Linked DNA regions of Homo sapiens: region 1 is linked to region 2. The links are chromatin loops, found by intact Hi-C in ENCODE. Cell type or tissue: sigmoid colon. All regions are shown on one strand.

Region 1 (8,000 bases), 870 kb after region 2:
TTCCATGTTTTCCTGCCTGCTTTTATCCTGGCTGCGCTGGCAGCTGATTAGATGGTGCCCACCCAGATTGAGGGTCTGGGTCTGCTTTTCCCAGTCCACTGACTCAAATATTAGTCTCCTTTGGCAACACCCTCACAGACACACCCAGGATCAATACTTTACATCCTTTAATCCAATCAAGTTGACACTCAATATTAACCATCATAGAGGTATAATGAGGCATGTCCAACCTCCCATCCCCTCGTGGATGAGAACTCAGTTTTCAAGGTTACTCTGGAGCCCTCTTAGCCAAGAGAATATCCATTCAATCAGTTGAGGGGACTTCAAATTTTATTTTTGGTTTATAGGTGGAAGACTCAGAGCCCATCAGGAAAGCACGAAGAAAGCAAACTAAAAAAGAGAAGGTGGTGGACACTTGGAATAATAAAAAAACAATCTTCTTAGAATTGTGTTTCCTTAAACTTTGGGAAAGTTAAAAAAACAACTCTCTGCTTTCAAACACTAACTTGGGAGAAACAAAGTCTGACTGTCTGCTGGTGACGGATTATCAACACCAAGTGCAGTAAACCTCATTAATTTTCCCTAATTGGGCAGAAAGTTTTGGAAAAGTCTGAAGTACAGAAACAAATTCAACTTAATTTCAAGTTCATATGGTAACAAGGATGACAGGGCCTCAGGAAGGGAGAGAGCAGAATGTCTCAGAGAATTTTTTAAGGGTTTCAATAATAGATATTTTTAAGTCATTAGGAATTAGAACACTCCCTGATTCACAGAAGCATTTAAATACAAAATGGTTTTACATGTGTTTAGAAACCTTTGTTGGCCTCCAACCTTAAGAAGACTAAATATTTCCCTTGTTTATACTTTTAATTTGCTTGGCAAACCCTTCCCCCGCTTCAAGCCCTAATATATAAATGCACTTCACCAGCATTTTAAATTTATCCCCGATTCTGAATTAGTGGACTTCTCACTGGCCAAGATTGCATGTTTTTTTCCCTCAAAATCCTCAATACTTTTATGCTCCCAGGAAATGTACCTGTCAATATGTCATGTGCATTCTCTCATTTTCTTAAAAGCAGGAACTAAGTTTCATTTTTCACCCTGGATTCTAAAGCAGTTGGAGAGCTTGAAAGTGAAGGGACTGTCAGAGAGGGAGCAAATACATCTAACCATGGTGAAAAGGTGATGAAAGACTTGTGCCTACATTTCCTCAATTTGTTCTTAAAATAATTGTTGACACACTCTGATTGAGGACCAACTCTTGATTTTCCAAGGCTTAGGTCACGGAGATTGGGAACAAAAGACACAGTTATTTTAAAACACAAATGTGAGCAATTAGTTCCCATTTTTTGCTCTTAATATTTTCACAGATATTAATAAGTAGCTAAGTTGACTTCTTTGAATTTGGTATTTTGCTCCTTCCCCCTGCCCACTCTCTTACAGGTATGCAGTTGGACAGTGAGCTAGTTAAGAGGAATGACATGAAGAAAATTTGAAAATATCACCCAGGCTATGTAAGGTCTATGGGCATTTCTGATAGACCAAACAAATCAACAGTGGATTTAAAGGGGAAAAAGATATGTGTGATATTGGGAGGGTATCTTAGTTTGTTCTCACACTGCTATAAAGAAATATCTGAGACTGGGTAATTTATAAAGAAAAGAGGTTTAACTGGCTAATGGTTCTGCCGGCTGTACAGGAATCATAGAAGCTTCTGATTCTTGGGAGGCCTCAGGAAACTTACAACAATGGTGGAAGCCACAGGGGAAACAAGGTACTTTGCATGGCCAAAGGAGGAAGAAGAGAGAGAAGGCAGAGGTGCTACACACTTTTAAACCACAGGATCTCATAATTCCCGCACTCACTATCACGAGAATAGCACCTAGAAGATTGTGCTAAACCATGAGAAACTGCTCCCACGATCCGATCACCTCCCACCAGGCCCCACCTCCAGCACTGGGGATTACAATTTGACATAGGAGTTGGGCAGGGACACAAATGCAAACCATATCATTCCATCCCTGGCCCCTCCCAAATGTCATGTCCTTCTCTTACTGCAACAGAGGGGAGGAGACTAAAACTGGGGAGTGTGGCAGATAGCATCAGTGTTACAACAGTGTCCCCACGCACTCACGGTCCATATCACAGTCAGACGCGATACTCTTTACCTGCTATATAAACACAGACAACTCCCAACCTCCTCCCTCATGGAATTCACCCTTACAGTGTACCACTGGGAGGCTGGAGGTGCTGGAAAGTTAATGTCCCTGGAGCAGCTCTCAGCCCAGAATGAGTGGGAGTTGGAGGACAAATACTCAGCTTTTCTCCCCTTAGGGCAGGACAGCTCTGAAAGCATATTCTACCCTATTGTTCAATGACACATCTTGCAAATGAGTCACTGACCAGCCTTTGTTCTGGACTACCTTGTCAAGGATGTCTGTATAGAAAAACAGCTTTGGAACATAGAGATAATACCTCCCTCTGGAATGAAGAGCAGGCATGCTTACTGCCCATTATATGAGACTTGGGTTCCCTAAGTACAAAGTTCCCACCCACTGATTGTGTAAGCAAAATCTAGGCCCCATTGTACCATGACCATGGGACTAGGGGGGCAAGGAGAACCAACACAGTAATGCTCATGCTGCCTGTTGCGCTGAAAGGAATAGAGGCCTTTGTCTCTGATATAATGGTCTCACACCATCTGCCAGCATCCATGGCATGTGGCAGGCCAACTCATTAGCTTCTAAGTATGGGGAAGATCTCAGATCCATCACAGTTCTTAACTAAACTCATTGACCTCACATCATGGAAAGCAGCCAATTGCAGGATGAAATTTTAATTTGGCTTACATTAAAAAAATAATTTTCTAAGAAAGTTTATTTTAAAACTTTATTATATTGCTCAGATAGGATCAGAATTAAAATGGAATATTTTGAGAAATGGATCTCCTGTGTCTTTGTAGCCACAAAATTTGAAGTTGAACCACTCAAGTACCCAGCAAGTGGCAGACATACCATGAGCAATAGAGTTAATACAATGATTATCTCAGATTGTGTTGTTGTTTAAAGATTCAGGAGACAAGTCCAGCTCCCCTTCCTGAGAATGAATGCAGCCTACAGGAATGAGGAACTGTGAACTTCCGGGGTATATAGTAATGGGTATATACACAGTGTACATAATAACAGCCAAATACAATGAGTTCATAACTTTTGCTTCTCACTTGTGACCCTATAGGTCAATATTTATATTTTATTTGTTTATGAATTTATTTATTACAGCATAAAAAAGTCTATCTTATTAAGCATATGCCTTAAAATGATGAATGAAGGAAAAACATAATTAATGATGGAAAAGAGAAAAGTTGTTGAGACACGTAATCTTTTGCAAGTTGAACGGGAAGAGCAAACACACGTCTGGCACTGGGATTGGCGATGGGCTTCAAGTCCGAAGCATTTTCATACTTATTCATAGGTGACCAGACCATGTGCAGAACAGAAAGACGAAGCATTAGGAGGTTCATCATCTCTGCAGCCCCATGGAAAGCGGTTACCTCTATTTCACAGATCATTGAAAACAAATCAGATCCCAGTATGGCTTAAGAACCTTGGTTTTGCTTTCACTAAAATTTCTCATACATGGTAATAAAAAGTATTTCAGAAAAAGCTCTTTCTAGACTACCTATAAAAAAGGGCTTATTTTACTACCACTGGTGCTCTCTACACTTAAAAGTTTCCCAATCACATAAGGCACAAAGTTAGGACAACATTGAAAAAGATAGTTATGTAAGCTTCACTGCGGGCAAAATAAACTTCACTTCGGGCACAATAAGCTTCACTTCAAATCAGAGACGGAAGAAAGACCCAAAGCCAGGGAAATAATTTCACCCTTGCTTAATATGCTTTTCAGATTAATCTCAGAATGACACCAAAAGGCCAAGATAAGAAATGCAGGCAGTGAATACAAGCAAAGAGCATTTAATATTAGAAGCTTACATATTGCGTAAGTGATAAAATAGTATGTATTAACAATGTTCTCAATCACCTTAATTTTTCATCATTTTGCTTGTTTGTTTAAGAACTTTCAGTTTCAAACAGAAATAAAATTAGTTTTCTCCCTTGAAAATAGGATATTCATTGCCTGGCCTGATTTTGACATCAATGTTGTAAGTAATTTGGACAACAAACATCCTCAAACACACAGTCGCTTACTAAGTACCTGTGCCACACCAGACATTGTGCTCGATGTTAGGAATTCAAAGAGGAATAAACAGGGCCTATGCCCGTGAGAGCCTGAATTCTGATAGAGACATTTTTTCCCAAGATAAAAAAAAATGAATACGTGACTTAGTTTTTTTTTTTTAATAGGCTCTGAAAATTGGATTTTTTTCCCAAATTTTCTGCAAAATGGAAACCCAGGGAAAAATGAAGACAAGGTTTTATTCAGCAGGTTAATTACATCTTATAACTATGGTAGAAGCTTCCAATTTCCCTACTGGGGTTGGTAGAAAATACACATCAAAATCTCTTACGTCCATGTATGTTCTTTAGGTTACCTCTCACTTTAGTTACTTGGTTTCTTGAAAATCCTTCAACCAGAACAATGAAATGGTCTTAAGTCTGTGTTTGATTGGGCCTTGATGGGGCAATGGAGCCCAAGGCCAAGAGCATCTGCAAAAAAGTGAAAAATGGGATCCTCATAGCCCAGCCTAGATCCCAAAGACAGAAGATCAGCTGTGGATTGAGGACCAAGCCTCCACTGATAATACAGCAGGTTCCTTGGCCCATCCTGTCCTTAACACTAAAGACAGAGTGTGAAGAACCAAATAACGTTGCAGGTATATTCCACAAACTGTTCTCTTTCACACAAATTATTCCAGGGAAAGCTCCCTACCTCAATTTATGACACTGATATAACCTAGGAACCAAAACAAGGACATTAAAAGAAAAATTTACTATAGGCTAATAATCAATCTATCTTATGACTAGAAATGCAAAAATCCTAAATAAAATATTGGTAACCTAAATCCATAAGACTTAAATAAATACATGATGGCCATGTATGATTTATCTCAGCAATACAGGATTAGGTTAACATTAGAAAAATCTCCAAATATAATTCACAGCCCATTACAGGAGAAAAGCTATATGATCACCACAATAGATGCAAAAAAAGCACAAAGGCAAAATTCAACGTCTTGCATGGTAACAAAACAAGTATCCTAAACAAGTTAAGAATGGAAAGAATTCACTTAATATGATGGATGGAATCTATCCAAATTATACAAAATAGTCAAGAATTAGAAGCATTCTCCTAAAGGCAACAAAGCAAGTCAGGAACAAAACGAGAATGCCTACTCTAGCTTCTTCTATTTAACATTGTACCAGAAGGTCAAGATGAGAAGATCACTTGAGCTCATCGGTTCAAGACCAGACTGGGTAATATAGGGAGACTTCATCTCTATTAAAAAAAATAAAACTAAATGACATTGTTCCAGAGATCCTAGCCAGCATGACATGGCATGGCAAAAAAATAATTGATATAATCATCAGAAAGGAAGAAATAAAATTGTCATTATTTGTAGGCTATATGATTATTTACTTAGAAAATTCAAGAGAACCTACAACTTATCAGAGCAAAGAAATAGAGGTAAAGGAATAGCTCAGATGAACTGATTAGAGAGATTAACAACAGACCAACATATGCATGTGCATTTCACATATGGCAGAAGGTCATATAAACCAGTGGGGAAAGAATGAACTATTCAAAAAATGGTTCTGGGTTGACTGACTATCCATTTGGAAAAAAACAACTTTCTTTCATTCCAGTTACAAAAAAATAAATTCCAGATGAATTTGAAAAGGTTTTCTAAATTTAACATTTATGGAAGAAAAATAGAGATTTGTTTTAGAACTCCAAGGCAGAGAAGCATTTCTAAACCAAGGCACAGAAATGACACATAACAAAGAAAAGAGTGATACACTTTTTTGCTATATTAAAATTTGAAATCTCTGTGTGGCACCATAAACAGAGTGAAATCTAGAAGCCAAATACTGGAGAAGACGTGAGCAACACAAATAGCTACAAAAGAGACTTTCTCTTAGGTCTTCTTGGTCAGAAATAGGTCTGGGGAAGCAAGGAATAGGGAGAGATTTGTTGAAGGACACAAAATTATGGCTAGATAGGAGAAATAAGTTCTAGTGTTCTATACCCCTGTAGGATGACTATTGTTGACAATAATATACAGTTTCAAATAACTAGAAGGAGGATATTGAATGTTACCAACACAAAGAAATGATAACTGTTTGAGATGATGGATATGCTAATTACCCTGATCTGATGATTATATATTATATGCATTGAAACATCACCATGTGCCTCATGGATATGTACAATTATTATTTGTCAATTAAAAAATAAAATAAAATAAAATAAATGAGTCTGATGACCATCAATCATTGTTCATCCACAATGAGGAAGACCTGTCTTCCTTTCTTAGCACATTGTCTCTTCACACTTTAACTAAATTGGGTCACTTTTCACAAAAATGAAAGGAGAAAAGTGTTGGCTAAATAAACAATCTACAGCATCTGGCAAAGGCAGTTCATGGGCAATTGACAAAACAGCAAACCAGAATGGCTGATAAACAAATGAAAGTTGTGAACTTCACTAGTAGTTGGAAGAATATAATTTAAGAGAGAGAGGGGTCACCATACAACCAGCATACTGAAGCATTCTAAATCATCTAATAACACCAACTTATTGGGGTTTTATGAAGCCCATCTCTGCTTGCCTGTCTTACAAGCCTCTGAAATTCAATGTGTTCAAAAGCGAACCACTTCCTCCAAACCCTTTCTTCTTCTCAATCCAGTAAATGCTACCACCAAGAACTCAAGGGAAAGACTTGAGTCATCCTTACAACTGTCATAGCCTCAACCCTCTTATCCAGTCATCCTGACAATATCTGTAAACCCTCTGGGTCTGACTCCACACCTCTAGAATCCATCTCCACTGCCTGGGAGATGTCATCATCATTTCCTGCATGGATAACCTTTACATCCACTTAACCAGTCTTTCTTCCTCCTTATCTCACTGCCTGCCAACCATTATTCAGTGAGCAGTGCGACTGACTCTTCCACAATTAAAAACATTCTATAGTCTTTGCTATAAAGATCAAGTTGAAATCCCAAATGGGATGGCCCTTAACAATTCGCCTGTTCCTCTTACAGCCTCATCTACAGTTTCCCCTGTATTTCCCATTCTTACTGTGTTACTTTTCCCTAAGTATAATACACTCATTAGAGTTATTTCAGTGAGGATCTAGTAGCAGTAAATTCATCTAATATTTGTTTGAAATCTTCTCTTATTTTGCTTTCATTCTGGAATGATTGTTTATTCCAGGATAATGGTTATTTAAGCAACAGGAGTTTAATGGCCTCCTTCTAACTTTTGTCTGAGATTATCCTCACTTATTAAACAAAGTCTACTTCACAAAAGAGATTCACTACTCTAATTACCTTCTTTCCTTTGTTTATTTCTGACCACAATGATGCTCCTGCAAGAAACCCAGCAATGGGGACAACACTCATGTCTATCCAGCTTTGCAGGGTAATGCAAGCTCAAAAATATTCATGTACCATGTCATCATTTAAGGCAAAGTCAGACTGTTATGCTTAGCTTCCTATGATTTAAAAAAAATCTGTAAGTGATAAATGTTTGAGATGATGGATATGCCACTTACTCTGATCTGATTACATACAGTATATATATCAAAACATCACTATGTACCCCATGAATATGCATAATTTATTATTTGTCAATTTAAAAATAAAATTTTAAAAACTGTAAGTTAAATCATGATTTTAAACTTTCTATTTTAGTCCTACATGTAAAAGCCAGACATGAGACTCAATGTTCAGAACACTGAGACTAACTTATTTTGTAAAATAGATCATTTCCTATCAGCTGGCAAGTTTAGATAAATGCATGTTATTAATTAGATT
Region 2 (8,000 bases):
AAGCCTGTGGGACCAAGTGTCACCTGAAGGCAGGGGTTCTGCATAACAGGCCACCAGGCTACCAGCTGAGCAATCTTGGACTAGCCACAAAATCTCTGATTGTCAAGGCCTCCGCCTGCATAATAGATCTATTAACAAAAATATCTGCGATGGCCAGTGTTTGGATATATTAGCACACAGGAAGATAGTGCTCCAAAAGTGCTTGGTAACAAGAGCCTGGTGCATATTACTTGTAAAAGTAAGGTTTAGCCCAACTTGGTGTGTTCTCATGCCGCCACAAATGCCACCACTTTTGCACACTCATGTACCCCCAGGTACTGCTATACCGGGACCACCCCCAAGACATACTACATGCCTGACTGTGGTGGTCTTTGAGGGAAAAGTTGTTTTCAGAGCAGTGGCTCTTAACCTCTTGAAAGGTTCTCCTCCAAAACATGCACACATGCTGGAACACACATGGACCCCCTCACTGAGGTGGGAGAATTGCTTGAGCCCAGGAGGTCAAGGCTGCATTGAGCTATGATCTCGCCACTGCACTCCAGCCGGGCAACAGAGCAAGACACTATTTCTAAAAAATACAAATAGAAATAAGTATGAAAAAAAGAGGGAAAACCCAAGGATGAATGGATGGATTGTGTGCCAGGCATTTAATGCATTCTATCTTGTGTTCTTCACTCAAACATTCTAAGGACTCTTGACCCCACTTTGCAGATGGGAAGTCAGAATTTGTCTGAAGGTCCATGGCTGGTGAGCATCTAAACAAAGATACAAATTCAGGTCTGTGGGGTGCTCAGCTTTCCACTGTGCCTGTCACTCCTGCTTCTCCCTTTGTATCTGATCAGACCAAGTTCTACGCAGTAGGCTCAACACACACCCAGGAGCACCGGCTACCCCAGGAGAGGAGTCGCCAGGAGGGGAGAGCTGTTTCCACCTTCACCTGTTTCTCGTTCACCTGCTTCTTGCCTTGCAAGTCTCCAGACAGGCAGACTTCAGAGGGGACCTCCTGGCCTATCCTCTAGGGTATCTTGCTTCTGCCTGCTGTCATCTTCTAATACCCAAAAATGTGTCGCATCCTCCCAAAGCTCGCGCTCTCCCTGCAAACCCTGGGCCAAGCCTATTATTATTGTATATATTTCACTAAATCAATCTTTTAAAATTCTACTTAACATAGGTGCCCAGCCTAATGGTGGCCATCTTTTAGAGGAGGAAATAAATGTTCAGAGAAGTCAAGTTCCTTGTGCAAGCGGGATTCGATACAGGGGACACAACCAAGAGACCTCTGAGTCCCTCCACACATCCATGCTGTGTGTTGACTTGCTTACAAGAGTCCCCTGTGTCAGAGGCTGCCTGGCAGTGGGGACATGAGCCTTTCCCTTAGAGGGAAACATGAGATTGGGCAACAAGGGTAGTCCTCAAGGTTCTACCTCGAGACTCCAGGACGCTGGACATTGGAAATGAGGCCACACCCTGGAGGAGCATTGTCGGCTAAAGCCAAACACCATTAGCGTCTGAAGGGGATGTGGGACCCATCTAAGGTATCACATCCCTGATCACCCACCATGGGGTCTGCAGCTGGAGAGGGTCCCCCCAGGAGGGGCTGGAGCGGGGAGTTCTCTGCCCTGGGAGGCAGGTCTCCTGGCCCTTCACTGGAGTGATCTCTTCTTTTCTGATGTCAAATCCTGATCTAAAGGGAGGCATCTTCCTTCTTATGGCATGGCCATGTCTCCTGTGTTCCTTCCTCAAGCCAAATCCTTTTCCACGATGCCTTCCCCTCTGAGCCCTGTATAACCCAATAGTGCAAATATTCCCACATCCCCTACCCACAACAGGGGTGAGCACATTGCAAATGTTCCGCCGGCGAATCAGCACCTGCCTGGAGGTGTTCTTGGTGTCTGCGTCCTGCCTCCAGTACAGAGGACCTCAAATCCATGATACTTCACCTGGTGCTCCCCAGGAAAGCCTGGCAGAGGACCTGACGATTCCCAGCAAGACCAAGCACTGCTGTCCAGGGTCAGCCACGGTCACTTCTCTGCAGCTGTCATCCGGGCACAATCTCCAAATATTTCTAGCCATTCAGACGTTCACTATAATCAGAATTAACGCATGTAGAACCAAAGAGCCAGACACATGGGTTCAAACCTGCCCCACCATTTACAGTGAGAGCTTAGTGAGTCACTTAACCTGTGCCTCAGTTTTCTCACCTGTAAAAAGAACATAACAGTAACAATACCATTGAGCTGCTATGCAGTGGATGAGCTTCTATATGAAAGGTGAGTGAAAAGTGTCTGGATGTGGTGGTGTCAACCTTTCCCTGGGGTGGTGGTGGCTGATCTGTGGCACCCCACATGACAATGTCTTTGCCATGGCAGTAGATGCTGTTAAATCAGGCCCTGGGTTTGTCTTGGCTTGACTTGTTTCCATTTTCAATTGAAAATTAAATGTGGATAGACTTCAGCCTGACTCGGTCTGCTCCCTGGACCTTGGCCAGTGAGTTCTGAGTAACTGCAGACAGGGTGTGGTCACCGGGATTTGGTTATTGGATTTTTTTCCCCCTGTGGTTTTGGGCAGGTTGCTCCATGACGGGCAGCTGTATCGTCTTAGAACCGGACTTTCCGGGAGAGCCTTTGGGTCACTCTGGGCGTCAGCTGGAAAGGGCTGCTCTTGGAGCAAGCTCACTGGCCCACAGGAGGAGCTGCCTTCTTGAACTGTCACCCTGAAGCCAACCAAAGTCTGGGCAACGCCAGCTCCAGTGACTGCCGCTCCATCTCCTAGGCAATTTGCATCGCTGTTTCTGTTTGTTAGGCCTTGACCATTCCTTTGTTGTCATCCTGCGCTTCCCTGGCCATAGGCCTTTTCCCAGCCCCACCACGGCATGCCCACCTGTGCTTGGGGAGGGGCGGAGGAAGGAGCCCCAGCCAGCCATGTCCCTGTTTCGTGCTCCAGTGACCACTGCTATGAGGACTTTCCCACTGGCTCAGGCTCAGTTAGTCGAGCTGGTGTGCCCCGCTCTTAGCTGTTCCCCAACTCTCCTAGAGTGTGCTAATTCTGACCCAGCTCTCCCAGGTGGAGGATGCTTTTCAAACATGTCCTTGGGAACCTCTGCAGACCCATTCCCAGCCCATTCTCCATGATTCCAGGCCTGGCCAGGTTGAAAACTTCTGTAAATTAAAACTCAAATAAAGAGAGTATAGCTTGGGCATACCTTTTGCACATGCATATATATGTATGTGTGTGCATGTGTGTGTGTGCATGTATGTGTGTGCATGTATGTGTGTGCATGTGTTGGGATTTTTTATTTTTTAAATTTATATTTATTAAAAAAATTTTTTTTGAAACAAGGTCTTCTTCTGTCTCCCAGGCTGGGCTGCAGTGGTGTGATTATGGCTGACTGCAGCCTCAAACTCCTGGGATCAAGCAACCCTCCCACCTCAGCCTCCCAGAGCACTGGGATTACAGGTTTGAGCCACTGCACCTGGCCTATTTAAAAAGTTTGTCTAGAGCAAAAAGTCCCTAGACCTGCCAGTCCAGGGCACTAAATCACAAGAACACCAAGGCCAAACAGGCTTGAAGTCTCCAGGCTCCTCACTGGCAAACTCTACTTCCTGATCCCTTAGTGGGTTGAGGTGCCAACAGCCCCCTGGGGAGGAGGGGGTTGCATTATGGCCGTGGAGAGACTCTGAGCCTTATCAACGGTGTGGGGATGACACCCTTTTCGGAGCACTTTGTGAGGCTTTGTGCCATGCTGGGCGCTTGGCGTCAGAGACAAATAGAATCAATAACTGTGCAAAAAAAGTTGCCAGATAATTTATCCCATTGGCACCGAGCCTAGAATTATAATCAGATCTTGACTTCTTCAAAGCCTTCTTGCTTTGGATTTTCCAAATCGAAAATAAATATTGGGGGCAATTACCTTTCCTTAGTTCTCTGATGTATGAAGGGGAGTTTTCATCTATTAATTTAAGAACCCTCTCATTTCATTCGGAAGGTATTAGCCCATGGAACTTGTTAACTTAATATCAACACAGTCTGTCTAGGTTTTGACTGAAAAGAGAAAGGGGTTGTTATGCTCTAGGTTAATATTTTCCTCTCTTTAAGAAGTCTTGGGTATGCCAGACACTTCTCGGACAAAAACAGCTGTTTTCTTCCCATTGCTGAACGCATTGTTTGTGCGAGTTCACTTACTTGCTATACTCAGAATATCCTCCAGGAGTCAGCAAATCCCAACCTCTGGACGTGGCTCAGGGCCGCCCTGCCCATTGCTGAGCTGATTTGGAATTTGGGCCTGAGAGAGGAAGTGATTATTGGATGACAGGCTGCCTCCTAGGGGGCTTCTCTGGGCTTGCCATGAAAGCACTTCCGGAGGAAAAGCAGAGCTCCATCAGTCTCTTTTGGAGAGCTGTGAACGTGACCAGACCTATTAATTACTTAACTGAGGTGCTGAACTTTGAAAATGAAAGTTCCGGTGGGGAGTTCTGTCCTTTCCAGCCTGGGGAGCTCTGTCAGGGCTCTCCTGAGCGTCTCTTTCAGCTTATCAAGCTCGCTCGGGGACCGTCTCTGGTAAGTACAGGCAACCCCTCCAGCCAACCCCTCCACCCTGTGGGCCGGGGAAGTGTCTCATCGTTGAATCCACTTGCAGGCACTTCCTTGATCTCAAGCCCCACCACGCTGCCCCCAGAGTCCCAGCGAGTGGCTCAGTCACACTGGTGCGTGCCTCTCACCCGCTCTGACCTCGTCATGGGGTCCCCGAGGTGCTGGTTCATGCAAGGCTCTGTGCCTAACCAAGCTAAACACGGTGGGGCTGGGAGCAGAGGCTCACACCTGTAATCCCAGCACTTTGGGAGGCCAAGGCAGGTGGATCACCTGAGGTCAGGAGTTTGAGACCAGCCTGACCAACATGGTAAAACCCCGACTCTACTGAAAATACAAAAATTAGCCAGGCGTGACATCATGCGCCTGTAATCCCAGCTACTCGGGAGGCTGAGGCAGGAGAATCGCTTGAACCTGGGAGGCGGATGTTGTGGTGAGCCAAGGTCGTGCCACTGTACTCCAGCCTGGGTGACAGAGGGAGACTCCATCTCAAAAATAAATAAATAAACAAACTGGTACAGTGCCCTAGTGGCTTTGTGGCTCTGGCTGGGGGAGGAGGGTGGGTTGCATAACTGAGCAGCACCTCCAAGCACGATACCAACACTGCCCAGGGCCTGGCAGAGTCTACAGCTGGTCCTTATCCATGAAACTGGGGGTGAGGGGACGGGGACTGGCGGGGGGACAAATCACCTGCACAAGTGGAACAAAGATACAGGAGATAATGACAGCAAATGGAACGTAGAGTTGATGCGTTCATTGACAAAGAATTTCACACCCTGCATTATCTCACTTGAGCCCCATGAAGAGCCTGTGAGGTGGCTAGGGATGTGGAAGGAGTAGATAGGAGAGGCACAGAACAGGGGAAGGAAGGAGTGGGGCTGGGAGTGAGGACCAGGAAGGCAGAGCTGGCCCCTGGACAGGAAGAAAGCCCAACTGCCTCCCTCCCTCCCATCTGCCCTCCTGCCTGCCCTTTTCCAATAAGATGGAAATGCTGAAGGGGTTAAAAAGACAGCATTCTAAAAGCTGAGATCCTAAAATTGTGACCTCCCCTGTGATCTTAGCCTTCGTGTCAACAGCATTGAAAATGAACCTTGGTCGGGCACGGTGGCTCACGCCTGTGATCCCAGCACTTTGGGAGGCCGAGGCGAGTGGATCACCTGAGGTCAGGAGTTCAAGGCCAGCCTGGCCAACATGGTGAAACTCTGTCTCTACTTAAAAAAAAAAAAAATTGCCGGGCATGGTGGTGGATACCTGTAATCCCAGCTACTTGGGAGGCTGAGGCAGGATAATTCCTTGAACCCAGGAGGCAGAGGTTGCAGTGAGCTAAGATTGTGCCACTGCACTCCAGCCTGGGCAACAAGAGTGAAACTCTGTCTCAAAAAAAAAAAAAAAGGCAAAAAGAAAATGAACCCCTGGGAAAGTAGGCCTTGACCACTCTGCTGCTCTTATGGAGTTCATTCTTGGAGATGTCGTGAATAGATCTCCTTTGCATCCAGATGGAAGAGCAACAGGAACATTATTAAGAAACTAAAAATTCTAGATTCATTGGAAAAGGCTTTGAGAGAGAAGGGACAGGGAAACCCCTAATTCCACCTCCCTGAAAACAGTGTGTTTTCCTCTCCTACACCAGGGCCGTGTGTCTTTCTGTCTACGTGGCCCAGCCACATTTGTAGCCCGTGGCCTGATGGAGCTCTGATGAGTCAGTTTCATGTCATTTTTTTTTTTTTTTTTCAGAGAGAGAGTCTCACTCTGTCACCCAGGCTGGAGTGCAGTGGCATGATCTCGGCTCACTGCAACCTCCGCCTCCTGGGTTCAAGTGATTCTCCTGCCACAGCCCCTTGAGTAGTTGACGTTACAGGCACCCACCACCGCACCCAGATACTTTTCGTATTTTTAGTGGAGACGCTGTTTCACCATGTTGGCCAGTTGGTCTCGAACTCCTGACCTCAAGTGATCTGCCTGCCTTGGCCTCCCTATGTGCTGGGTTATAGGCGTAAGCCACTGTGCCCTGCTTCATGTCATTTTTAAAGAGCCCACACAACTCCTGTAGCTGCATTACGACAACCTCAACGGCAAGACCTCGACGTGATATTACTCCACGTGAAAGTCTAAAAGGCGCTGAGCACAGTGCTCTGCCAATGGTGTGTCTTCCAGCCTCGCTTGCTGAGAGAACAGATGTGCCGGGGAAGAAATGGACAAAGCTGGGAAAGGAGTCTAACTTCTTCAAAGCGGTTGGGCACCGGTGAGGCTCTTTTGGTTACAAACCACAGAAATGGATTCTGGTTTATCAGTTTAATCTCGGTGTAACTAAAAGTGGGAAGTACTGGAAGGAGACGCATTTCATGGGCTCAGAGGTGACCTTGGGGCACTGAGTTGGCCCTTCTGTGGCCAGGTGTCCCTCTCTCGGGGACCTGCCTTCCCATGCCCCAGTCTCAACTCTTGGTGTCTGTCTAATCTCAAACTCCCAAGAGACTGGATTGGATTAGATCAGTGTGGTGTAGCAAGAGGCACTGTGTGTGTGTGTGTGTGTGTGTGTGTGTGTGTGTGTGTGTGGTGTCATTAGGGAGATCTCAGAGAACAACCACCTTGGCCAACTTGTCTATCTCACGCCAGACGTTTTCACCCATCGTTCTGTCCAACCCTACATAATCCTGCCAGGGGGCTATCAGTTTTTTGTTTATGTTGAACGCTAAACTCAGCAGGAAAGAACACTGCTTTCTGGGATTTTCTTCATTTAAACCTCTATTGCCTATGAGAACAGTGTATTTTCTTTAAGGGCTACCAGGTTTTCTATTAATAGAAAATTAAAAAAATAGTGAGAAGTACCAAGAACAAAATTAACATCACCCATCATCCACCATTCAGACAGAAAAATGGTCCCCTTTGACTGATGTTCATCAGCTATATAAATCTCTACACACACACATATACACCCATACCTACTTTGAAGTAAAAATTATGAAGAGCACATTGTTTTGTGACCTTTCTCTTCACGTGCCGTGTTCTCCATTCTGTTAAATATTCACTTCCATCTTTTTAAATGGGTGCTTAATAAACTTTGACTCATACATGTTGCAAAATTTGTTTAATCAGCCCTCCATTGTCGCTTATTTAGGTGCTTCAAATTTTTTGCTGTTATTAGCACTGAAGTGATAATCATTCTGGAAAAAGTATCTTTATACATCTGTTGGATTCTTTCCCCAGGATAAAATTCTACAAGTGAAAATGCTGGGTTAAAGGATGCCCATGAAAACATTTTTAGATAAGCAGAATCCAATGCTCTTCTGAAACATTGTACCATGTGTCTTCTCCACCCAAGGGAACACTCAGTATCACTTAATTACAAAATATTTTTATAGTTTATATGAGAAAAATGACATCTCATTACTTTTTTTTTTTGAGACGAAGTCTCG

What was found. A loop is a pair of places that touch in the nucleus more often than their neighbours do. Peaks named below come from ENCODE experiments on the same cell type or tissue, not always from the same donor. Only the 100,000 strongest peaks of a DNase experiment are listed, where the experiment ranks them.
Region 1: a loop joins it to region 2, with 4 times the contacts of the local background. A loop is called at or near these places in 20 of 110 quality-filtered maps.

The regions. Positions count from the first base shown.
Region 1 is chr21:35,612,415-35,620,414 of GRCh38, forward strand. No RefSeq gene overlaps it. Among named protein-coding and RNA genes, the nearest start is that of MIR802, 100 kb to the right of the region's middle. In sigmoid colon, a CTCF peak has its summit at 3,912; no DNase peak of the experiment used is centred here.
Region 2 is chr21:34,741,460-34,749,459 of GRCh38, forward strand. LINC01426 (long intergenic non-protein coding RNA 1426) reads left to right here and starts at 4,366. Exons shown (of 3, transcript NR_038885.1): 1 at 4,366-4,557. It overlaps LOC107985515 (a long non-coding RNA gene), which reads left to right. Exons shown (of 3, transcript XR_001755016.1): 3 at 1,172-2,479. RefSeq lists enhancers at 4,245-4,746, 4,747-5,246, 5,453-5,747. In sigmoid colon, a CTCF peak has its summit at 4,189; DNase peaks (open chromatin) are centred at 2,560, 4,252 and 4,630; H3K27me3 peaks cover 731 bases.